3 separate regions of the Homo sapiens genome follow, and regions 2 and 3 are each linked to region 1. Evidence: chromatin loops called from intact Hi-C (ENCODE). Cell type or tissue: Caco-2. All regions are shown on one strand. Each heading gives the region's core, and the rest is flanking DNA. Links, peaks and the distances in the headings are about the cores only.

What was found. Peaks named below come from ENCODE experiments on the same cell type or tissue, not always from the same donor. Only the 100,000 strongest peaks of a DNase experiment are listed, where the experiment ranks them.
Region 2: a loop joins it to region 1, with 2.1 times the contacts of the local background. A loop is called at or near these places in 3 of 110 quality-filtered maps.
Region 3: a loop joins it to region 1, with 5 times the contacts of the local background. A loop is called at or near these places in 4 of 110 quality-filtered maps.

What each region holds. Positions count from the first base shown.
Region 1 is chr2:149,066,831-149,075,221 of GRCh38, reverse strand. All of the region lies in intron 1 of LYPD6B (LY6/PLAUR domain containing 6B), which reads right to left. It also overlaps the pseudogene TXNP5. Among named protein-coding and RNA genes, the nearest start is that of LYPD6B, 32 kb to the right of the region's middle. In Caco-2, for the core only: no CTCF peak of the experiment used is centred there; a DNase peak (open chromatin) is centred at 4,131; H3K4me3 peaks cover 192 bases.
Region 2 is chr2:149,158,317-149,166,707 of GRCh38, reverse strand. It overlaps LYPD6B (LY6/PLAUR domain containing 6B), which reads right to left. Exons shown (of 7, transcript NM_177964.5): 3 at 5,873-5,944. Among named protein-coding and RNA genes, the nearest start is that of LYPD6B, 120 kb to the right of the region's middle. In Caco-2, for the core only: no CTCF peak of the experiment used is centred there; DNase peaks (open chromatin) are centred at 4,229, 4,737, 5,037 and 5,837.
Region 3 is chr2:149,017,513-149,025,903 of GRCh38, reverse strand. KIF5C (kinesin family member 5C) reads right to left here. Exons shown (of 26, transcript NM_004522.3): 26 at 1-2,826. Among named protein-coding and RNA genes, the nearest start is that of LYPD6B, 17 kb to the left of the region's middle. In Caco-2, for the core only: no CTCF peak of the experiment used is centred there; a DNase peak (open chromatin) is centred at 5,293.

The DNA of each region.
Region 1 (8,391 bases), core at 108-8,107:
ACAGTTTATAAAATGGGAGGGAAATAGAGGAGAAGGAAGATTTCTGAATTTAAAAATCAAAAGCATAAAGTTAATGGAGCATCTAGGAATTATATACTCACTGGATTTATAATAAAAGTTTCTAAAATACAGCTCCATATGACTGATTGGCTCACCATGTTTTATGAAATACGAAGTCCTTAAAAAGAGAAAAGGCATTTTGTTTTCTTTAAGATTATTAACACTGACTGAGCACACTATATTGTATATTAACAAAATATATATGACACTGCTAATATGGGTTGCCTTGCAGAAAAAAACTAGCTGCCTGGAGGAGGAAAAATGGGGTGGGGGATTCTCACTGTACATTCTTTTGTTGCCTTTAAATGTTGAAGCATATGAGTCAATTACCGATTCAGAAAAAAAATTGTATTTTAAACTTTTAAAGCATTTCATAGGATATTCTGGAAGCTCAATAAATGTTAACTCAAATTAATCCTTTTCCCAGGAAAGTAAGTGGTAGGCCCAGAGAAACCACTTAGTTCACATTTTTCTTCAAAGAGGGAACCTCCCTTCATTTAGCTACCTTCTAGAATCACAGCAATATTATAGTTTTATTATAATAACATTTTTTCACCCCAATTACTCTTCTCTGAGGCTGGAAGGGCCCATCAGCACACCTTGATTCACAGTTGATTGCCAAAAGCCTTTGTGCGTGCCCTTAGAAGTCAGGTTCGTGTTGCTGGAAGCAGGGAGAAAACCTCAGAGAACTTCCTATCACCTATCATCCTATCACTAACTCAACCTCTGCTCTGTAGGTTGGAGAATCAGGCTGATATGTGCTATAATTATTCCTATTAATGGCATTAAAGTTGATGTTTTAGATCTATCTAGAAGTAACTGCAACTAAAATCAAAAACAAAAGGAGAGAATAAGTGAGAGAGCACATGTGCGTGTGTGTGTGTGTGTGTGTGCATGCATGCGTGTATGCATGTGTGTGCACGTGTGCCATCACAAAAGTGGCCCTGTGGTCGACCCTTTGAGTAAACATTCACTTGAGCCTCTGACCTGAACCCACATTGACCCACCCCAGCTGGACATTCACAGGGCTCCACAGCAGACACCTTCTTTACGTAACTTGGCCATGTCTTGGCTATAAGATCCTCTGAAAGCACTCGTTGCATTTGCAACTTCTGGATTAATATTGATCCTTAGATGCTTGTATGGGCTCTGATTTTCTATTGAGTCTCCATAAGCCAATGGAGCACGGTCTGTTGAGGCTTCCTTCCCCAGACCCATCACTTCTGTCCTCCTTCTCCTTTCGTACAGCCGTCACCCTGGTCTGGGTCTCCACGCCCTCACCCGAGGTTGCTGTCCTCTCCCTCTCTCATTGAGCTTCTGCTTGTAACTCAGAGGATCAGCAACATGGGCTAAAGGGAAAGGATCAGAGACAGGCAAATCCAGGCTGGAGAGAATCTGAGTGCATCACCCTGCCTGCAGAGTTTTGGCGATGGTCCAGCAGGTACCTATAGAAGTGCAGGCACCCATGCCCACTTGGGTCCCCAAGTCTGTCATCCAAGGAGACACAGCAGTGGTAGGAGGATAAGCAAAAGCACCGAGTGGAAGAAAAGGGGGCCTCAGCAGCACAACGGATCTTCCTAATGCTCTACTCAGCACAGAGCCCCAAACAGCTGCAGGACACAGACCAGAACCAACATTGCTTCCCAGCATCACGGCAGTGGGCTTGGACAGGAAGACAGCAAGAACAAGGCAGATCCCAGGACCCAGCTGGCATATCAGTAACAGCAGGAAATCAAAGAAGAAACTCAGAAACACGGACCAAGAAAACACCATGAGGGTGGAAACAAGGGTGTCATTCAGGGCACATGCCTTCTCTCACTCAGGGCTTCAGCTGGTTTTCTACCTGCCAGCTAATGGGTGTGAAGCTGTCAGGGTGCCTCTGCCCACATCAGCAATGGGTCAGAGACCAAGAGATATACTGGGCTGGGCCTGCTAGTGAAAAGCAAGAGAAGCTACAACTGCACAGGGTTGCAGAAAGCAGTGACAGCTGCCAGCCTGCCATTCTACTCAAAAAACTCTAAACAGCTCTGCCTACCTCACCATTATCATCATCATTAAACCCAGCAGTGACTGGGCATGCATTACCCATGAAGACATCACCTCTTACCATTCCCCCTGCTCACTATTCTCCAGCCATTCTGGCCTCCTTGGTGTTCCTTTAATAAATGAGGTTAAGTTCCCATCCCAGGGCCTTTGCACTTGCTGTTCCCTCTGCCTAGAAATCTCTCCCCATAAGTACCTTCAAAGCATTTTCTCTCTCCTCCTTCCATCTTCACTCAAATGTCTCAGGCTTTCCTGACCACCCTATTTAAAATTGCAAATCCAGGCCAGGCATGGTGCCTCAAACCTGTAATCCTAGCCCTTTGGGAGACCAAGCTGGGCAGATCACTTGAGGTCAGGAGTTCGAGACCAGCCTGGCCAACATGGTGAAACCCCATCTCTACTAAAAACACAAAAATTAGCCAGGCATGGTGGCACTCACCTGTAATCCCAGCTACCGGGGAGGCTGAGGCACAAGAATCGCTTAAACCTTGGAGGCAGAGGCTGCAGTGAGCTGAAATCATGCCACTGCACTCCAGCCTGGGCAACAGAGTGAAACTGTGTCTCAAAAAAATAAAATAAAATGAAATAAAATAAAATAAAATAAAATAAAATAAAATAAAATAAAATAAAATAAAAATAACCACCCTAGCATTCTCCCTTTCCTGTGTTATCCTTCATAGCATTTATTACATTGACATCCTGTATGTTTACTTACGTGTTTGTTTATTATCCTCTTCACCAGAGGCACATGTGCTGAAAGTCAAGAAACTAAACTAAAATAAAATAACCACCCTAGCATTCTCCCATTCCTGTGTTATCCTTCATAGCATTTATTACATTGACATCCTGTATGTTTACTTATGTGTTTGTTTATTATCCTCTTCACCAGAGGCACATGTGCTGAAAGTCAAGAAATGGTAAAACATAGGGAGACTGAGGAGGGCAGATCACTTGAGATCAGGAGTTCAAGACCAGCCCGGCCAACATGGCAAAACTCTGTCTCTACCAAAAATACAAAAATTAGCCAGGTGTAGTGGTGTGTGCCTGTAATCCCAACTACTCAGGAGGCTGAGGCAGGAGACTCATGTGAACCTGGGAGGCAGAGGTTGTAGTGAAATGAGATTGCGCCACTGTAGTCCAGCTTGGGTGACAAAGCAAGACTCTGTCTCAAAAAAAAAGGGGGGTAAAACAACTTTCAAGAGAGAAAAGGAATGTTACCAGCAAAACAACCAATGCCATTATGCCCTTTTTCTTCTTCCCATTGCAAGCCATTTGCCTCCCAATCTTTAAAATCTGGACTGAGAGACCTTGTCCTTGAAGTTTTCCTTCGTGGCTCTTTGATTCCCTGGTCTTCTCTTTCTCCAAATGACATTGTTTATTCTGTACAAAACTTCACACTAACCAAAAGCGCCTGCCTCGTTGGACTACTAGGGGATTTAAATGAGTTAATTCATGCTTAGAAAAGTACTAGGACAGTGCTCAGTCCTTGTTAAGTGTCTAGGAAATCACAGCCATTGTTATTATTTAGTGTATGCATCTTCTATTATATCTACTGATTCGAGTCCTATTTCTATAGCTAGAGTATAAGCAAACTGAAGGCAAAGATCTTATCCTAGATTTTGAGATTTCCCAGAGTACTTAATCCAGGTTTTTAATAATTATTTGACAACCGATTGATACAAAGTATTTCAACTTTCAAAGATTTGTTTGAAAGCCCTTGGAACCTCTATTTAAACAGTGATTCCCATCCTTTACCTCTCCCAGGACTGACCTGGTATGCAAATACAGCAAATCCCTGAAAACGGCATTTGTAACAGGAGCTTTGCTATAGCATGAACAGCAAAGCCAAAATACTATACAAAAGATCAAACAAATATTGACTAAAAGAATTTTCCCCAAGGCAACTGTTATAGTCTTATCTTGAATAGAATGTTTGCACAGTTAATTAAGTATTGCTATGGACTCAGCAAAATCCCAGGCAGACCCTGCCAAGCCGCGTTTTACATTCCCACTGCTTTATCGCTATTTACAAAGCCACGCAGGAGTCCCTCTCCTCCTAGCCCCTCACCTATCAGTCCTACTAATGCCGGGTGTGGAACTAAATGATAAGTAAATCATACACCTTTTATCGGTAGACAAAAGATAATGGAATCTCAGTGCCAAGGATTCCATTTACCTATCCCACGGCGAATATGCTCTGTCATTTCCCTTCCAGAAATCAATCAGGCTGCATCTGTTACTACCTGTTGACTTCTTGGAAATGTATGAAATAGTAGAATCATGTAGAGAGAGAGGTGTTTACTGGTTTCACAGAACATGCCTCTATACACCAGATACTAATGAGAGTTTACTTCCTATGATTACCAACCAAGAAGCCTGCCAGAACACCTCAAAATTGACCTCAAAAATCACAGGCTGTTCTATACAGTGAATAAGCTGATTGCTAGCTTACAATGGGTTGTCTAATTATGGAGAAGGTCAGTTATGATGACTAGAAGCCAACAAGAGTCATTCACAACCTTTCTTCCTTCCCTCCTTCCATTCAGCCATTATTTATTGAGCACTTATGATGATCCAGGCACTCTTCCAGGCACTGGGAATACCATCGAAAATACAATTACCATAGTCTTAGGAAGGTTATATGAGGGGGGAAGGAGATCAATAAAATAAAGAGGTTAAAATTTTATAGTGTGTTAGATATTAATAAGCGCTAAAGAGAAGAAAAATTAAGAAGCAGAATATGAAATCCCAAAGCCCCAGCAGAAGGAATAAACTTGTAGATGGGTAACCAAAAACATCCTCAGGGAGAAGCCACTATTTGAAGAAAGTGAGAAAGCCAGCCTTCTAGGTTAGCGGGGAAGAGTCTTGCAGGGGGAGAAAATTGAAATGCCAACGTCCTGTGGCAGAGCATGGCTGGCGTGTTAGGGAACATTAAGGAGGCCAGTGTGGTGAAGCCTGGTGCTCACTGGGAGACATGGAAGGAATACGCCCCAAGAGAAGCAGGGAGCAAGAACCTATAGTGCCTTGCTTCCAAAACATATGCATTTTTATTCATCACAGAAAAGCCACCTGTTTACCAAATTTTCATTTACTCACAACTCTCCAGCCATTATTTTTCTAAGAATTTATGTATTTCAAGAAAATGATTCACATACACACACACGTACACACACACACACCACCCATCTCTGCAATTAAAAAAAAAAAAAAAGTTGTACAGCTAGCCAACATATTTGTCTGGGGAAAGCTCTTAAGCTTCTATTAATAAAAAGAAAACTGTTCATGGCTTTGAGTGTAAGCTTCTGCAGGACTGGAACCAGGCCTCACACTGAGTAGTGGACACTGCTCAGCACTATGGACAACTGGGCACTCGGTGATGCTGTGGAAAGATGTCATGCTGGCTAAAAATAATAACATGCAGAGTTATAGGAGACAGGAATGTTGAAATTTACCACAGGGACTTTTTTTTAATGTGGCAATGCTTCAAAGTCTTTGGCAAATTTAAATGCCAAGCTGGCTCATGCAGTATCCAGACCACACATCCTTCCTGCCCAACCAGCTTCTCAACATAAATAAGATGCTATCAGCCAAAATCTGTGACACAGCAGGGTTTGGGGTGGTACCTTAAGATCTGCTATCTTCCAATTCTATTCAATCCTAACCAACCCAGTTTCATTTATCACAGAAACAGTTTTCCATTACGAAACATTCATAAACAATTCCACCGCAGTCACTCTGCTGTTCTTAGGTATACACAGTCTATGTCGCCAAGGCAAAAAGCACAACTACAAGGCATGTCCTGTGTAACAAAAACTAGTTATTATGTTACATGGATATTTTGTGTAATGATAAGAAAAACTAAAAATGTAAAAAAAAGTTATGATTATTAATGACTAGTCATAATTCTGCCTCCATCAAGTTCTCCCAAGGCCACCCCCACCAGCCCACCCACAAAATGGACAAATTCCTGTGGCTGAGTCACTTTTCTGGCTCTCCTTGATTGCAAGTTATACCAAAACTGAAAAAAAAAAAAAAGTCTACATAATAAAGAACTTCGGGGTGGGGGTTGGGGGAAAGCAGTTGAAACTTCAGAAAGGTATGGACAGGGAAGTAAAAATGAGTTTTAAGAAGTGATCTGGAACAGTGTGGAACAAGAGACGGACGAGATAATTTTTAGAAATGTTTCTTAGAAGACCCCATCAGCCAAAATGGTGAAGCAAATTGAGCAGAAGTTTGCTTTTCAGGAAGCCTTGGAGGCTGCAGGCGATAAACCTGGAGTAGTTGACTTCTCAGGCACATGATGTGGGCCTTGCAAAATGATCGAGCCTTTGTTTCATTCCCTCTCTGAAAAGTATTCTAACATGATATCCCTTGAAGTAGATGTGGATGACTGTCAGGATGTTGCTTCAGAGTGTGAAGTCAAATGCATGCCAACCTAGTTTTTTAAGAAGGGACAAAAGGTAGGTGAATTTTCTGGAGCTATAATAATAAGGAAAATCTTGAAGCCACCACTAATGAATTAGTCTAATCATGTTTTCTGAAAACATAACCAACCATTGGCTATTTAAAATTTGTAATTTTTTATTTATAAAAAGTATAAAGTATGGAGACTATATACCCAACTGCCATCTGCGTGACAATAAAATATTAACTCAAAAAGAAAGTGTTACTAATGTTCTCTGAAAGATGCAAATGAAGCTTGAAAATTCAGAAATACTTGTTTGCTACTTTAGTTTCTGAACTGTGTTCCTCTCAATGGTAAGTTGTATCAATTACTCTTGGAACAACTAGACTTGGAGAAAGAGTCTAACTCGTGGACATAAGAAATGCACCAAGTTTTTCATTTAACATAATACATTCTGCATTATTGAGGGCAATGATGTATTCCAAAACAAAGCATGGTAAAGTGGCTACAGGAAAAATCATGGCCAGACTTCTCCTGCCCTACCTCAAACACAGAAGCCAGTTATTCTACAAAGGTTAAAAATTACATGCTGATTTCTTCTCAAACTGCCTAAAAAAGCAGAGATTTGGGCAAAGACTTTTCCAGTCTCAATAAAGAAGCCCGAAAAACAAAAACCTCCATCTTCACAGTGGTGAGGTGTTCCCCACTCACCTTAGAAAAACAGGACTTTCTGTTGAGATCATTCCCTCCCTCTCCCCTCCTATCAGGCCAGTTTGAGAGGAGGGTGGTCACGCATTCTTCCAAAGCAAAAGCTTTTCTACCCTCTAGAAAGTTTTGGTCAAAGAAGATTCACATATAATACAGAATACATGCTACCAGTGAGTAGTAAATTAAATTTTTCTGTTGCACTAAGAAGATAATAAATTCTCCATTTGGACTGTAAAATAACTATTTGAGACATTAATGATTATACCAGGAATCTTCCTAAATTATATAAAATTTAAATAAAAATTAGAGAAAAAATTTTCTTTTAAGACAAAGATTATCTAAGAGCATTCCCTTAAACCAAAGGAAAAAAGCAAAGACTATATAGTATCACTTTATAGCCCTATGAGGATAATATATAATGCCTACAATCAGAAAAAAAAAACAAAGTTTTAAAAAATTATACACAGAAAAGATAGGAAAAAATATACATACTTTTCAAATCTTATCAATAAATATACTAGAGGGGTAAATTGCTTTTTACTTTTCACTTTTCTGTGTTTTCTGAAGCTCTCATAGCATGTATTAATTTATAATGGAAAATTAATTTATAATGGAAAACAACTTTTTAAAAGATGTTTAAATTATTAAAACATTCAAAGATTAAAATATTTATTAAGGATCATAATGAATAAATATAAAATATGATCAGGAAAAAGCATTCACAACTGATCATGCCACCTTTCCCAGATAAACCATTTACATATTATGTAGCAGCGCTTCTCAAACTGAAGCAGGCATAAGAACCACCTGCAGAGTGTGTTGAAATACAGGTGATAGGAATAGTAGGCAGCCATAAAAAATAAGGAAATCATGTCCTCTGCAGGAACATGGATGTGGCTAGAAGCCATTGTCCTAAGCAAATTAACATGGAACAGGAAACCAAATACCACATATTCTCTCTTAGAAGTGAGACCTAAACATTGGGTACTCATGGAAGTAAAGATAGCTACAATAGACACAGGACTACTAAAGGGGAGTGGAAGGAAGGGGTGCAAAGGTTGAAAAGCTAACTATTGGGTACTATCCTCACTATCTGGGTGACAAGATCAATTGTACCCCAAACCTCAGCATCATACAGTATACCCATGTAACAAACTTGCACATATACCCCCTAA
Region 2 (8,391 bases), core at 337-8,336, 91 kb before region 1:
AGCAATGCAACAGACATTGATGCCAACCTGAGCCCACATAAGACGATGAGGGTGTCAGAAGGAGGCCAGTTGTAGAGTCAAGAGACAAGGATGGGATTTAAGGGAGATAAGATGCTAGACAGCCAGAGTGACTTCCCTTAAGCCTTAGATTGGCAGTCTCTCCCCCACTCCATAGCTAAATGGAGAGTGAGATATGACCATCCTGGAGACGCAAGTCTAGTCCTGGCTCCTAAATGTGCCATGCCCCTCAAACAGAAAGGGTCCCTAATTTATAGATTAGAAAACTGAGGCACAGAGAGGTTAAGTAACTTCTTATTGTAACTCATATTGGTACTATGAGCCACTTTATTCATGGCTGCAAGGGTGACCTCAAAAATGTCAGCAAAATTTGTCATTTTTCTTAGATAAACCACCTGTTCTACCTGGACACTGGACTTAATTGAGTTCAACAAACCCTAGATTAAAAAGGCTATCAACCCACCCTTTCCTTGGGATAGTCCTTAAACAAAAAGCTAAATAAACACAACATTTTTTTCTTTGAGGCTAAGTCTTTCTGATTACTTGAAACCAAAAAATAAGAGGCTACCTGAAAGGTTATAGAGGGCGTTATTAAATATCCTCATTCTTCAAATGCCTGCCAACCAAAGAGAAGAATAAGAACCCTCTACCTCCACCCCTACCCCCAGGAAATACTGTTGGGCTCAGGAGAATTACTGTGTGTTCCATGGGATAATAAGTGTCTTTATTACATCTAATTAGGGTCTCCTATAATGTGACAGAACCATTTTTGGTCACTTGGGTGTACCCAGGAAGGCCTAGCAACCATCTCTAAATAGCCAATCCCCCTGTCTCTAGAAAAACCACACAGTCCAAGAGAGAACTCTGCTAGGAGTCAGAAAGATGTAATTTCCATTAACTTGAGAAGCATTAGGGTTAACATGCAGACTCTGAAGCCTGACCTCCTGGAGTGGAATCCCAGGTCTACGACTTAGCTGTATGACTTCGAGGGAAGTTGCTTAACCGCTCTGTGCCTCAGTTTTCTCACCTATAAGTTAGGGATAAAAATAACACCTATTCATAAGATTTTGTAATGACCAAATGAGTTATGATATCTAAAGGACTCCATATAGTGCTGGGCATATAGTAAAAACAATATTAGTGCCTGCTTGTGTTGTTATTAACTTTATTATATTCTTAGGTACATTACTGAAGACCTCCACTTTCCAGACTCCTCTCAGATGGGCTGACAAGACCATCCCTATTCCAGGATTTTTAAATGACAAAATAATTTTAAAGTAATTTCAGATTGCTTTTATAACAAAGTTAAGAGCCTGCAATAAATTTAAAATGGCCATGCATTCTTTGCAGCTACTCCAAGTTAGAGGTGGAGTCTATTTCCAATGCCCTCCCCTTGAATCTGGGCTGGTCCTATAGCTTTCTTTGACCAACAGAATGTGGCAGAAGAGAGGCTACGTAATTTCTGAGTTTAGGCTTCAAGCTTATAGTTTTTGCTCTTGTCCTCTTGCCAGAAAGTTCTGTCATGTCAAGGAGGCTGAGCTAGGCTATTGGAGGGGCAGACCATGTGGCAGAAATGAGTCATCTCAGCTGAGATCCCCTAGATCACCTAGCTCCAAGGTACCAGCTGAGCACAGGGGCATGAGTGACCCCAGGTGAAACTAACAGAAGAACCACCCAGCTGAGCCCAAATGGCAATATTAGCAAAAGTGCCCAAATTGCTGACCCACAGAATCATGAGCAAATTAAACAGCTGTTGTTTTAAGCCACTATGTATGAGGTGGTTTGTTGTGCAATAGATAACTGATGCAGAGCCCTCACTGATACAAATGAGGATTTATTATCAATAGTATTTCAAACACACACACATAAAACCAGGCCACTTGCCAGCAGGTTTACCAACCATCACAAGGTGTTTCCAAGCTCTTATATCACCCACCTAGGGCCAGTGAGGCAGCACATTCACTTGGAAAAAGCTAAGACCAATTAGTGATCAAATTTGGGAAGATGGAGGCAAGCTTTCAGCACCAAGGTAGGGTGCCAAGTTAGATCCTTGTAGAGGGATATCGTGGGAATACAGGATTTTGTTTGTTCCTTTTAGTCTGCAATAGAATACAAAGCCAGAAATGCCTGAATTTGGCTTCCTTGGAAGCAGTGTTATTCCACAGGTCTTGGATATTGCACAACAGTGTGGGTAGACACCTTCATGGCATGAGTCACAAAATTCAAGATCAGCATCACTAAGGGAGAATCAGGGGAGCCAGTCAGAACCAATCATGTCATATCCATGGTCCAGATATGTGGCTCCAAGAATGCAGGAAGCCCAGAATGCCTTCATTTTATTCTGCTGGTAAAAGCAAGTGAAGGACTTCAGGATATGCCACCCCAAAACACACTGTATTAGTATGATTATTTTGAGCTGAAGGCATTTGAAAAACAGCAAGTGCAGAGAGAGGCTTGCTCTGAGCTCCCCTTATCTGCCTAAAGACAGACAGATGCTCCAAAAGAAACTAGGTTGTCATCAATTCCCTCCACAGAAGTTTCATCAACCAGAGGAGATTAAATCTTATCACCGGTAAGGAAACTAGAACACACACCCCACCCAGACAAACTCTGTCACAAACTACCGTATCTCCGATCTATTCTTCTGAGGGCCCATTCATCTTCCCAAAAAATCATTTACTCTTCTCTTATTTGCCTACGTCCTTCCTCCTCTCTCTCTTACGAAGAGAATATATGAGCTCCTAAATCTGACTATGTCTTTGGATATTCACTTTCTTTCCTATGATGCACTCATGCATATAATAAATTTGCATACCTTTTCTCCTGTTAATCTGCCTGTTGTCAGTTTATTTCATAGACCCAATTGTTGACCCCCCAGGTTAGAGCAAAAGTCTTCCCTTCCCAAAACAAGAGAATGATTACATTCTAAGCTTTGATTTTACTGTGACCTAAGCAAAAGGTTACTTCACTCCAGGACACAGGGGGAAAAAATAGCAAGTTCCATAAATCAGTGTTCCCTCACCTGTAACCTGAGGGAAGAACTGATACCCAACTTTATAGGGAAATTACTCTGAAATATATGATGAGAGGATCTGGAGGCTTAAGTCCCCATTTGTTATAAACAAAGCTAACACATTGAAATGAAAACAATCTTACTCAATTATTTGATAAGCTGGACAGCCATGATGCTAAAGGTTCTTACACAAGCCCGGTAGCCTTTGTCTGTGCATTACTTGTTTGTTCTTCTGTTTGTTGATTTCATACCTTGTACTATCTATTTTGTGGGTATGTCAGCATGGAGGAAGAAGTTTGTTGAGGGTGCAGAGGCGGGAATGGCAAGAATTATATAAAAGTAAGACCCTCTCCTTCCAAGAGCTTACAGGTCTGATCATCTTGAAAAACAAAATTCCCTGCTTAAAGCATCTCAGAGTAACTCCACTGAGCTCAACCAAAATTGCTGCATCTATTGAAACTCCTCAGGTTATGAATCAAGAGAGTTCAGAAAACTCCTGACTGTGTGGAATTACAGAGCTGATGAGATGTTCACAGATGAAGATGCCATAAAATAAAGTAACTTACAGCTAGTTTTGGCACAGAGCTGAATCTGGGCTCCAGGCAAGCAGGACTCCTGCCCCACCCCCCACAGAGACCCCTCTCAAGATGCAAGGTATTTAAAATGTGAGGGGATGCAGGCACCCCACAATTCCAACCCAGTTGCCCAGAAAACAGAAATTAGCTATCACATATGGTGAGCAGAAACTCCGCACTTATCACGTAGGAGCAAGTCAAGGATATAACTTCTTGTGGAGTAGACTTAAGGCTCTCTAACCATACACATTTAATAGAGTACTCAGCAGCCATTAAAACAGGCAAAAGCGCAAGAAACGACTTGGTTACGTTTAAAGTTCAAAACTTAAGTACATAGAGACTATGTGAAAAAAGTAAATACAAAGGGGAAAACAACAGCAAAATACACTAAAGTGTTCATGACTACAACTGGCACCTTTTAAAATTGGGTGATTTTTACTCTTAATTCTTTCTGCTGTTCTCCATAGGCCAAATATGCTTTAACGATCTTGAACTACTTAAATGCTCTTGAATTTTTTGGCTACCTTCATGCAGAAGAGATAGCTAGAGTGTCAACAGTAGGTGGTGGTCAGGACAAAAGGGAATGCAAGCAGGGGTGAGTGTGGACATCGAGTAAAGCACAGCCGTAAATACTCCACATGGGTTGGCCCCATTCAGTGCTGTTCAATGGGTTACATTCCAGTTCTGCCACCTTTTAGCTTGTCTAACTTTGGGCAACTTACCTAATCTCTTAGGTAAGCCTCAGTTTCCTCAACTATAAAAGGTGGATATTAATAGACCCTTCCTTACAGGAATGCTGTGCAGATTGAGTGAGAGAATGCATGCAAAATGCTTAGGGTGTTGCCTGGTAGACAGTAAGAACAAACAAATGTTACCTGTAGTGATGGTGGTGATAGAGATGGTTAATAATAGAGTTACATTTTATCACCACGGTGATCATGATGATGATGATCCTGACACTGTTTAACACTGTTACTAACAATGAATTACGTTTCCTTGCTTTGGAAAATGACCCAATGTTCCCATATGTCTTATGACTAGACCGTCATTCCTCTGATCCTCAAGTCCTCTGGGTTTCTTACTAGCAGATTCTTAAGTTGAAGTTACAGCTCACATTCCACCCAATATGCCCCGGGGAAAAGAGTGATGATAATATATAAATTCCTGCTTGTTGTCTTGGGCCTTATTAGGGTCATAAAATGTTATCCATTTAGAAAGGCATCTTAGTAGATATTTTACAGAATTCTGCTTTGTACTTGAAACATATAATTATCATTAACAAACACAGGTGCTAATAATTCAATCTGCTCTTTAGGCAAGAAACAGGAACATAAACATGGCCCTGGCCAGATCAGCTCATAATCTTAAGCAATTTCCTTTGCATGTTTCCTCCCTCTCTTCCAGCCATCAGATGCAAAGTGGGAGGCCTGTTTGACAGGCAGAAGGCCTCTGGGCTGGTAGTTGATAGCCTTGATAGCCAAGAAGAAGACCATGAGACAACCAGGCCCAGTCCCCGAAGCCTCACACAGGCATTCCTTGGCATTTGCCACCTGCCCTCAGAAAAACCAAACCTCTGATTTGATGTCTTCACCTAAAAAAATGGAATCAGGCCTGACACACTAACCTGGTCAGCCTGCGCAGTAAGCACCACACCTAAAACCAAAAGACAAAATGCATCAAGTAAAAAGCAATCATCAATTAAACACATAACTTTCAATGTGCCCACGTCCATCTATGCTGTCTCTCTTCTTTGTTGGGGTAACACTCTCGTCCTGTTTTAGATCAGTAAATATTTTCTAAGGCTTAACATGCAAAGATTCTGTAACTACAAATGCTCAATAATTAGTGCACACATGTTCTAAGTGTATTCGGCAATGTATTTCACTTAATGCAGACACTTTTGAACATTGCTCCACACCCCCGACGCACCCCCATCTGTCACTGAGAAGATTACTCTGAGGAAGTTCTCTTTCAATTGACCAAATTAGCTTCTGTGGTAAGCAGAGAAGTCTTTGATCTACCAACCATTCGCTGAGCATGGGGACTCCCCTTTTTGGTTCACCAGAATTGTAACTTAAGCACAAGCCAGGCTTCCAAACCGCAGGATCACAGTGAGCAGTGAGGGCTTAGGATGGGAAACCTGGCAAACTGCCAAGGAGATGGGAAAAACACAGGGTCCCGGGACTTTCAGGAGTCCATTCCCAACAACTTAACCAGAGCTCCCAAATGAAAAGCCGAGGGCTGTTGTAACAGCTGCCATTCTTACCTTGAGAAGGAGAATGTGGTTGTCAGGCTCCTCTCTGGAACAGTGAAAAGGTTTGCACTCAGAGTAATCAGCCTACCAGAGATAAAAAAAGATAAGGAAAGAGCCACTGCTGACGATGAGTAACGTTCTTGAACAACTGGAATGTTTTCTAACAAAAGGCAGGTTTCTGGATGTTTGGAGATGTTTCAGAATAGAACAGCAATACAGTCAATTGAACAATATCAAATGCATGAAATCCCTGGAATCAAGTCAAGGTGGGGCCATTAACATTACAGAGAGTGTGAGCTAGCGTTTTATTAACACACACCTGGGCCCCATCTAATTAAGAATGGTAATAATTGGTGAAATCATACACCTCATCACATCCCTCCACAAAAATGGCTGCTTACCAAAGAGCTGGCAGAACTCTCTACAACACTGGCATATATCAGGGTATTTGGCAGGCCGTAGCATTCACACATTCAACACATCCACAATGAAGACTCTGTGCCATTTAACCTGGTTTGGAAGACAGCCCTACCAGCTGATGAAATAATGACAACATGAGTCTTGAACCCAGATGAGGAGGTGGGAGGGAACTGGAATGTTTCCCTATATGCATTCAAATGAGCAAATATAAAAGACAAAAATTATGCCCAATTTTAAGAAAATTCTATTATATATTTATACCTTTTTTTTTGGTAAGAGATGGGATCTCACTCTGGCCCAGGCTAGAATACAATGGTATGATCATAGCTCACTGTAGTCTCAAATTCTTGGGCTCAAGCGATCCTCCCATCTTAGCCTCTTGAGTAGTTGGGACTTCAGGCATGTACCACCACACCTGACTAATGTGATAGCTAATTTTATACATCAACTTGGCTAGGCTATGGTGGCCCGCTGTTTGGTCAGACATCAGTCCATGCCAAGAAGGTATTTTTTATATGTGATTAGCATTTAAATCAGTAGCTTTTGAATAAAGCAAATTACCTTTCATAATGTGAGTGAGCCTTATTTGATCAGTCGAGGCTTTAAGAAAAAAGACTGAGGTCCCCCAAGAAGAAATTTTGCCTCCAGCCTCTCTTTGGACTCAAGATTGCAACAATAACTCTTCCTTGGATCTCCAACCTGGTAGCCTGCCCTATGAATCTCATACTTGCCAAGCCCCACAATTGTATGAGAAAATTCCTTAAAATAAATCCCCTTGCCCCTACTCTCTCTCTCTTTCTATACACACACACACACACACACACACACACACACACACGCACACATATGCTCTCTCGGGCAGGGTTCTCTGAAGAACCCTAATTAGTACTAGTATGCCATCTAATTTCAAAAAAGAATGAGTTCATTTACAAAACATATATACTATGTAGAGAAGACAACATAAAAAGAGGCTGTAAGAACATGAGAAAAAGTCCACAGAAATGTATGTTGTAAGGTAATTATTACTTGATGTGGTTCAAAAATTAGGCTCTGAGCATGCTAGTAGCCAAAGCAAAGAAGAAAATAGACACACTATGGTCACATTGAACAAAATATAAAATACCATACACATACTCCTCAAGAGTGTTAGCTTTGTGTCATTGAGAAATTTCTTCCAAGGTGTTAACCTTCCCTACCTCAAAGGATCCTTTATCATCCACATTTGGGGAGGAAGAGGAGAGTAATTAATTAACAATGTCTCTAAGTATACACAGTAGGGAGTCTCCTATAATGTCTTCTTACTGCATCCCACAACATGAAATACGACACCAAAGTACAACACACTAAAGTGATCTGGCAAGGAAAAAAAAACATAAAAATCTGATTATCTGGCCTGATCCAGGGATAAAAGTTAGAATTTCTGGAAAAACTAATGAACTCCATATCCTTTGAGTTATTTCCCATAAATGTTATTATTTCTTCCAATAAAAAGTTGGGTAGGAATTGGGCTACAACTGTCTGAGACTACAGTCCTGGCAACAGCCTGGAGTAGAAGTTTTCTCTATTGCTGATTAGTAGGAAATCCATAGAAAAACTGCCCTCAGGCAGGTTTTTAAGCTCAAGTAATATATGTCTAAGGAATACAAAGTTTAAATTTTATATGTTTGTATGTGTATAAGTCTCAAATATGCTTTCTGCATTGGAATCAATATTTTAAAACTTTTTTATTATGGTAAAACGAGCATAATGAAAAGTTTATCATTTTAACCATTTTTAAAGTGTCTAATTCAGTGGCATTCAGTACATTCACAGTGTTGTATAACCATCACCATGATCCATTCCCATAACTTTTTTGTCGTCTGAAACAGAAACTTTGTACCCTTTAAATGCTAATTCCCCATTTCCTCTACCCTCAGCCCCTGGTAACCTCTATTCTACCTTCTGTCTCTTTGAGTTTGACTATTCTAGGTACGTCATATAAATGGAATCATACAATATTTATCCTTTCTTGTGTCTGGCTTATTTTACTTAACACATTGTTTTCAAGTTTCATCCATGTGGTAGTATGTATCAGAATATCATTCCTTTTTATGGCTGAATAATATTCCATT
Region 3 (8,391 bases), core at 337-8,336, 50 kb after region 1:
CTGTTATTGTTCTGTCTACTACCTGCTGTTTAACAAAAGCAAAGTGTGCAGCATTTGAAGAGATGATATGTTTGCACAGAATTCTCTAGTAATTGACAAAAACACATTTGGCATTATATATTTTAGTTCCCAGACATAAATCTTGATATCTCAAACAACATTCTCCTAATTTACCAATCCACCATCCTGCAGATAAAGATTATTCATATAAACCATCTGGCTGTTCTCTTAGAGCATCAAAGAGTAAACTTTCAAGAAGTAGCATGAAATATAAAATTATTCATAGAGGAGAAAAAGACACAATACATGCTAGTCAAAAGCTGCATATAACCAAAATCATATTCATGAGCTTAGTTGTTCAGAAGTGTGGTTTTTACATTTAAAGTACAGGGAGCAATAGTCTAAAAACCTGAAAATTGCACATATGTGGCTTTTTTAGAAAGTGGCCTACAGAGAACATGGTCCTGATATAATAACTGGCTTATTATACATAGCAATATTTAAGGATCCATTTGAATAATCCGTTCCAATAATTTGCCTCCCTTTTAGTCACACTATAGGAAAATTAGATTAGAAGTCCTATAAAGATTGAAGCTAGGTGAACTGACTGGCTGATCAGCAACTAGCAGAATTATCTTTAAGAGACATCAAAGCCAACTTTCTCTGTGAATAAAAGTAAAGCAAATGTTGTCAGTCCCTTGTAGAGATCAAGTAAAATGGAACTACAAGCGAATGTTTCCCTTTGAAACATGAAAGTGCCAAGCAATTCTTTAGAAGTAGAAACGGGGTACCCAGGGAAAAATCACCCTGGAAAGAATCTAAAACAATCTATTTTATGATGGATATTAACAAGAGCCAAAAACCATTACTGACCTTTGTTCAATTTCCAAACAAAAAGTAATGGAGAGTAGTGGTAATGACAATTAATAATTGGCAATCCTCTCAAACACCAATGTTTAGCTTCCCAAATCAGAAGCAAACATATCAACAAGGTTATGTGGCATATGTTATTACCTGATAAGCTTTGCAAAACCTGCCCCACAAGGACCCTTTTATCAGACCGCAAATAATGGTAGAGCAGGTATATTGGGCTGGCACTGATAACAAAATTAAAGAATGAAAAAAATTTAAACAAATGCAAAATTGCCATCTTCACAAAATAAATACTTCAATAGAATTTGTCGTCCTCTCTCTCCTTATTCCCCACCAAAAACAAAACATACATAAACAAAGTGCAACATTTAACAAATAAATTAAGTCAAAGCAGGTTTGCTTTGCTAGGGAAATTTTGTACAAGAAATGTTTGGATGTCAATGCACAGTTCTTAGCACTTTACACACATACACACACACACACACACACACACACACACACACACACACACACACTTGAGCTACCTTCGACCCACACAGTCATGAGAAAAGCCCAAAGTCTCCCCTGGCATATATTTCATTACAGTGGTGAAAGCTTCAGGGCACAGTGCCAGCTCACTCATCTTGGGCACACAACATGATAGGATAGGAGTTTCCACCGAGATTGGTTTGGTTGTCATTGACTTACCCCCAAATTTGTCAAAACAAATAGCAGCACAGTCAGTTTCCCTGAAAACTTTACTACTTGGAAATTGATCTTCTTAATAAGCACAACTGGAAGTAAGGGTTGATTCAGCTTTAGATTCATGTATTTGGATAAAGCAATAACTAAATGTAAAATATCCATCTATGTGGATTTTTTCTAATTGTGCCTAAGAAGATGAAACCTATTTGGTGCCAAAGAAAGAATTCATATAAACAGTCGCCAATTATGGGTTAAAATAATAACTTATTCATGGCAACTTACTCATACACAAGCACAAAGAACAAAATTTTGACAAGCACTTTCTCCCGAAGGCTTCCTTTTTCAACTGCTGGAATGATGTTGGATTTCTTCAGCAATACCCACTCAAGCTGAAAATGGTTAGAGAAAGCAGCCATTCCCAATGCAAGCTTCAGAACGATCAGAGAGGAAGTAGTGAGGAGAGGGGCAGCCACATTTCCACTTATCCAACTTTGCAGCATTTTCAGCACTTCTGAAAGAACGATGTTCAAACCGGGCCGGCTAAGACTAGTTGCTGCAGGTTCAAAAGCAAGCAGCTCGGAGGTGAATTTTATGACTTTTTGCATTTACACAGATGTATTTGAATGAACAAATTCTACACTGCTACTGTCAGATTGTTTTTCTGCCCCAAAGAAATTTGCTTTGCATTTTAACAGGTGCCATACTAAAAGGTATATTTTACAGATCCAAAGATGTGACCAGGATATTCAAAATGTGTCTTTGGGGTAATTTGTTTCGGAAAAGTGTTCAGAAGGAAAACTTTGAACCCTATAGCAGCACTTTTTGTTCCCTAAAAATATAAAACAATGTGTTTATTTTACAGGAAACCAGACAGTTGAGGCAGACCATGATCATCTGCCTCCACGGCACTTGGTTGTTCCCCTCTAGGGAATGGCACATTAGGGCGTACAGATGGGACAGTGCACTGCCCAGAGGAGGCTCCAGGAACCACCCAGAAACCACCCAACACCCCGGAGGCCGAGTCGGTGGTAATGGTTCTCAGTAGTAAGTGGATCTTCTGCAACCATCTCCTTCAGATTTCTCAAAAAGAGAAAAGTCCGAGCACACATCTGTACACACAGAAACTCTACACAGCTCAAAAGACCTGAAACTGGTGTACTGCAGATGGCTGGAGTAAGCAAGTATAAAAAAAAAATGGAAACTGTAGGGGGGGAAAAATAAAGGAATTGGTGATTAATGTAGTCCTTGACATGCTACGTGGAGTCATATCTGTTGAAAGAGAACCAAAGAGAGAACATAGGAATTAGAAAACACAGTAGAAATTTACTCCTCAAAAAAGTTTTGTTTAATTCTAGATGTTTAGACCAGAGCTGTCAGATACAAATATAACACAAGCCACATATTTTTTGTTTGTTTGTTTTTGAGATGGAGTTTCACTCTTGTCACCCAGGCTGGGGTGCAGTGGCGCGATATCGACTCACTGCAACCTCTGCCTCTCGGGTTCAAGTGATTCTTCTGCCTTAGCCTCCCAAGTAGCTGGGATTACAAGGGTTTGCCACCACACCCGGCTAATTTTTGTATTTTTAGTAGAGACGGTGTTTCACCATGTTGTCCAGGCTGGTCTCAAATTCCTGACCTCAGGTGATCCACCCACCTCGGCCTCCCAAAGTGCTGGGATTACAGGTATAAGCCACCGTGCCCGGCCAAGCCACATATTTAATTTTAAATTCTCTAGTGGCTACATTAAAAAGTGAAAAGAAATAGGTAAGATTAATTGTAATATATTTTATATAGCCTAAATAGTATTTCAACATGTAACTGGTATTACATGTTGAGATCGTTTACATTACAATATTACTACTGAGATTTTTTTTTTCACACAATAGTGTTTGCAATCTGGTGTATATTTTACACTTTCAGCCCATCTCAATTTGGACTTAGCCACATTTTGAGAGCTCAAAAGACACATGTGGATAGTGGCACATGAACAGCACAACCTCCGATTTCCTGATTTTGCTTTAAGTATTTAGTCCTGACAGTCTCAACATTCTCTTCCATAAGTCGGTATCTGTTGAGGCTATGGATATTCAGAGTAACATAATGCATTTTCTCATTCCTAGGGGGAAATTAAAACATTTCTCATTTGCCTGCACTTAGGATAGCAAGCAGGTGCAACAAGGCCCCTAACCCAGACTCTCTGTAGAAAGAGGTTCCCAGTTCCCAAAGGTATGCTTCGTCTCCATCGGATAATAAGATTCTCCAAAAGACCACCCCTGTCCATTTCATTCCACTTCCCACCAGAAGTTCGGCTGGTGCTGGGCGCATCTCCAGGATGAACGTCTAGACCAGCCTGAATGGCCTCTGTCAGCCTGCACCCAACATCAGTAAGCTCAACTTTCAGAAGACACTGAAAGGCTCTGTTTCCTGTCACCGGCTGGAGGCCCTAGCTCTGAGATCTTACTATAGGTTTTGTGCAGAGCTCATGGTACTCTAGGGGATGGGGACAGGGATGACAAGAGGGAGGTAGAGCCTTATCCTTAAGAAATACATGGAATTACCTGGTACTGGAAATACAACAGCCACTAAGAAAAGCCCAACTTCTCTTTTGATTAAAAAAAAAAAAAAAAAAAGCCCTCTGTAACCTGACACATTATGCATTATGCTTTCTGTTTTGCCTCTAGAAGGCTTATATCAACATTTGGTGCTCAACTGTGGTAATATCTCAGATTCCCGCTACCATGCTCTTTTTTTTCTTCACTCTTCTGATTTATATGTTATAATATTGTAAGCAACCTCACATATTTTGCATAAATCAGCAGGATGTAAGTTACATATAAATAGAAAAATTCTCAGTCTAGAAAGGGGTTATTAAAGCAGATACAAGCAAAGTGGGTGAAAAAGGGAGAAGAAATACGGAACAGAAACTGAATAGAAAAAAAAAAACAGAACAACACATTCTTTTTAAAAATACCACCTCTTGGCCAAGTGCAGTGGCTGATGCCTATAATCCCAGCACTTTGGTTTGGGAGGCCAACGCGGGTGGATCACTCGAGGTCAGGAGTTTGAAACCAGCCCAGCCAACATGGTGAAACCCCATCTCTACTAAAAATACAAAAATTAGCCCGGCATGGTGGCTTGTATGTGTAGTCCCAGCTACTTGGGAGGCTGAAACAGGAGAATCGCTTGAACCTGGGAAGCAGAGGTTGCAGTGAGCCGAGATCATGCTGCTGCACTCCAGCCTGGGTGACAGAGTGAGACTCAGTCTCAAAAAAACAAAAACAAAAACAAAACCACCTCTTCACTGACAAGAAAAAATATTCACAGAACTCATTTGGTATAATCACCCACAGTGGCAAAGCTACACAACTAAGAAGGGCTTAAACAACCCTAGAGGGTGATATTTCTGTCATTTTTAGAAGTCACAGAGAGTAAGATGTCTTTGGGAAGAACATGGCCTTTCTGGTGAAATTTTGGGCTTATTGCCAGAATTAGAAGTGAAAAACCTAAAAGCATGGTCATAGTTGTTATTTAAAATGCATTCTGAGCTGAAAACCAATAGGAGTGCCTGCCTGAATGCCACCACTGAAACTGCCATTTCACTTTCTCACAGGTTCATTTCTCCACGCACGCTATCCCCCTGGTCAGATAAGATCCCCTTGGTCGGATGAGATGGCCGTTCTGCGTGCCTGGAGGCAGAGAGGTGCCAGCACATACCTTGGATTGTGGGATTATGGCCTGACGCAATGTTTGCAGCCAAACCGTGTTGACACAGCAAGCACTAGACACAAATGCAATGGGGCGGCCTCAATAACTCCAGCAGACCATAAAGTGACACAATTTCCCCCTGGAAGGCCTCTCAGTCAAAGCCCCCGATCCCCGCTGGGCAAGATTCAGCAGGTTTTGGCTCATAGTTTGGAAGAAACACGGGGCCACAAAGGAGGCCCCACCTGCTTAGTTTAGTCACCTCAAGGAGAGTGAGAAAGGAGAGGAAAAGCACAGGAACTCTGCCAATGAAGGGTCCTTTCTTTACTAGGATGCAGCGTTCCTCTTCATCCCCAGTTAAGGATCTCTACAGGCCTGTCTGCTGAGAAGTCTTTCCAGCAGGCCCAAGAAACATGGATTCCAGCAGGATGCTCTCATCCATCCTTCCCACTATCTGGATCTTCATATCCTTAGATAAATTCATGGGAGAAAATAGATATAAATTTTAAAGGTAAATGGTTTTGCCCTGAGATAAAGCATTTCTGTCTGTTCTAATCCCAGAGAGACTGAGGAGTCTGGAGAATCTTTAAAACCCAGTCCTGTTGACTCTCTTCCAAGTAGCCACTCACTCACTTAGAGGCAGGGGACTGGACCAACTGACCTGCTCTAGGACTTCCCCTGGCACTCTGCCAAACTGGAGATGGTAATTCAAAGTGGCAACGTGTGACCAGATTTAGGAGGAAATAAAATCACCTTTCTTTAGAAGGGGTGGGGAAAGCTAATGAAGGAAGTTAATTATACAAGGGTTTTGCAAGAAGTATTTAGAGACCGTTTTCACACCCAACTTGGGCTTTTGCAATTGCTTGCAGTGGATTTAAGCTTAATCCAAACAGTACATAGTTTTAGTTTTTCTTTTGCCTTTTTATAATTCAATCCCCACATTATAAGAATTACCAATTGTACTCTACTTATCACTGCTGAATAGAAGTGGATTTATCTCATTGGAGCTTTGGTACAATCTGCTGTGGAGGAACAATTTTAGTTGCTCTGAATTTATGACTCTGAGAACCATGAAGCTGAGGAGTATTAAAGTGGAGGAGCCTACTGTGCTGTAGATGGAATCAGGAATTCTTGCCTCCGGGTGCTCCACAATTCCCTTCTTTGGGTTGAGATTGCCAGTTTCAAAGTCCTCTGCCATAGCAGCACCTACCTACAGTTATTTCTGTCCTCTCTCCCTGCAGTCCCACCTCAGCTGTCTTTTCAGGTCTGTCCCCATGACCACTTTAACATTAGCTAACATGCACGGGGGCCTAATTTTTGCCAGGTATTCTTCTAAGACTTTTTTCTCTCTTCTTTCACATTCTCTCATTCAATCCCAGACAAGCCTGTGATACGGGCACTATGATCCCAACTTCCCCATTCCACAGTTTTCTTAGCTGTCCAATGGCCAAGAATCTTGTCTGGTGTGACAAAGGGGGATTATCTTTATATACTTCAACCAAAACAGCACACCGCAACAGACAGAATGCAGAAACAGCTGGGGGAATCCAGCTGCCATCTATTAAATAACCAGGCATCAAAGAGATTTGCAAAAATGTAAAACAATGCCATTTGGCTATTTTTTGTTTTGAAAATAGTTATTTTCATTACAAATCACATTTGTGGTAACATGTATGGGCTTATTACTATTTTTTAAATGAACCCGGCAGTATTCTAAATATTTTGCTTTAATTTCTAATATGATACATATCAATAAATATAACCCATATATATATATATAAACTCATTGATCCTTTTTTGTTTGTTTTTTTGAGAAAGATTGTCATTCTGTCACCCAGACTAGAGTGCAGTGACACAAACATGGCTCACCACAGCCTCAAATTACTGGGCTCAATTTCCCACCTCAGCCTCCCAAGTGGTTGGGACTACAGGCGTAAGCTGCCATACCTAGCTAATTTTTAATTTATTTTATTTTATTATTATTATTATTGAGACAGAGTCTCGCTAAGGCTGGTTTCAAACGCCTGGCCTCAAGTGATCCTCCTGCCTTGGCCTCCCAAAGTGCTGGGATTATAGGCGTGAGCCACCATACCCAGTCTATTGATCCTTTTTAAGAGGAGAAAAGGTCCTAAGGCCAAGAACTTTGAGAACTGTTGCAGAGAAGATCATCGCTCTTAGCCCAGGATCTACCACTCATAGTTATGGGATCTTGACAGCTCATCCCGCCTCTTTGGGATGTAGAATGAGGAGACAGGATCAGGTGATGAGGACAACACAGATGAGCACGGAGTGCTTGTTCAGTGCCAGGCACTAGGCTAATCTTCATGTATTTGTTTTTATTTGTTTATTTATTTTTGAGGTAGAATCTCACTCTGTCACCCAGGCTAGAGTGTGGTGGCATGATCACAGCTCACTGCAGCCTCAAACTCTCCAGCTGAAATGATCCTCCCAGCTCACCCTTCCAAGTCACTGGAGCTACAGGCATGCACTACCACACCTGGCTAATTTTTTTATTTTTAGTAAAGACAAGGTCTTGCTAAGTTGTCCAGGCTTGTCTCAAACTCCTGAGCTCAAGCCATCCTGCTGCCTCAGCCTCTCAGAGTGCTGGGAGTACAGGAGTGAAAGAATTGAGTCACACCACGACACACAAAAAACAGGCATCCCAAACTCTACAAGAAGCAACGCACTCCGGGGTCGCATTGCACCTAGCTCTTTATTTTCAGAAAAAGCCCTTCTTTCATTAAATTATGTGAAGTTTGGTGGTTTGGACTTTTTATTTGTGGTTTTATTTCGATTTAATTTCTAAATTTGTTTTGACTTGACAGTTGTATAAGATCTGTAAGTAGGGAATGTATACTGTTTACAATGTGCAAATTGTATTATAATAAAATAATTTAAATCAACTCTGGGGATCTGTGAGAATTGTATTCCTTTCAAAATACTCTATTTACTACTCAAGTTTGAGATAAAATGGTCTAAATATAGGAAAACCAAGAAAAAAGACCATTCTGCCTTCCGTCTTTCAGAAAACATCTAAGGTTTCAGCAATGCCCTACTGGCGCCATCTGGTGGAGACATTTGAACAAGTCCCCTGGCTTGCCAAAGCACTGCCTGGAAAGGAAGTGGATCTCC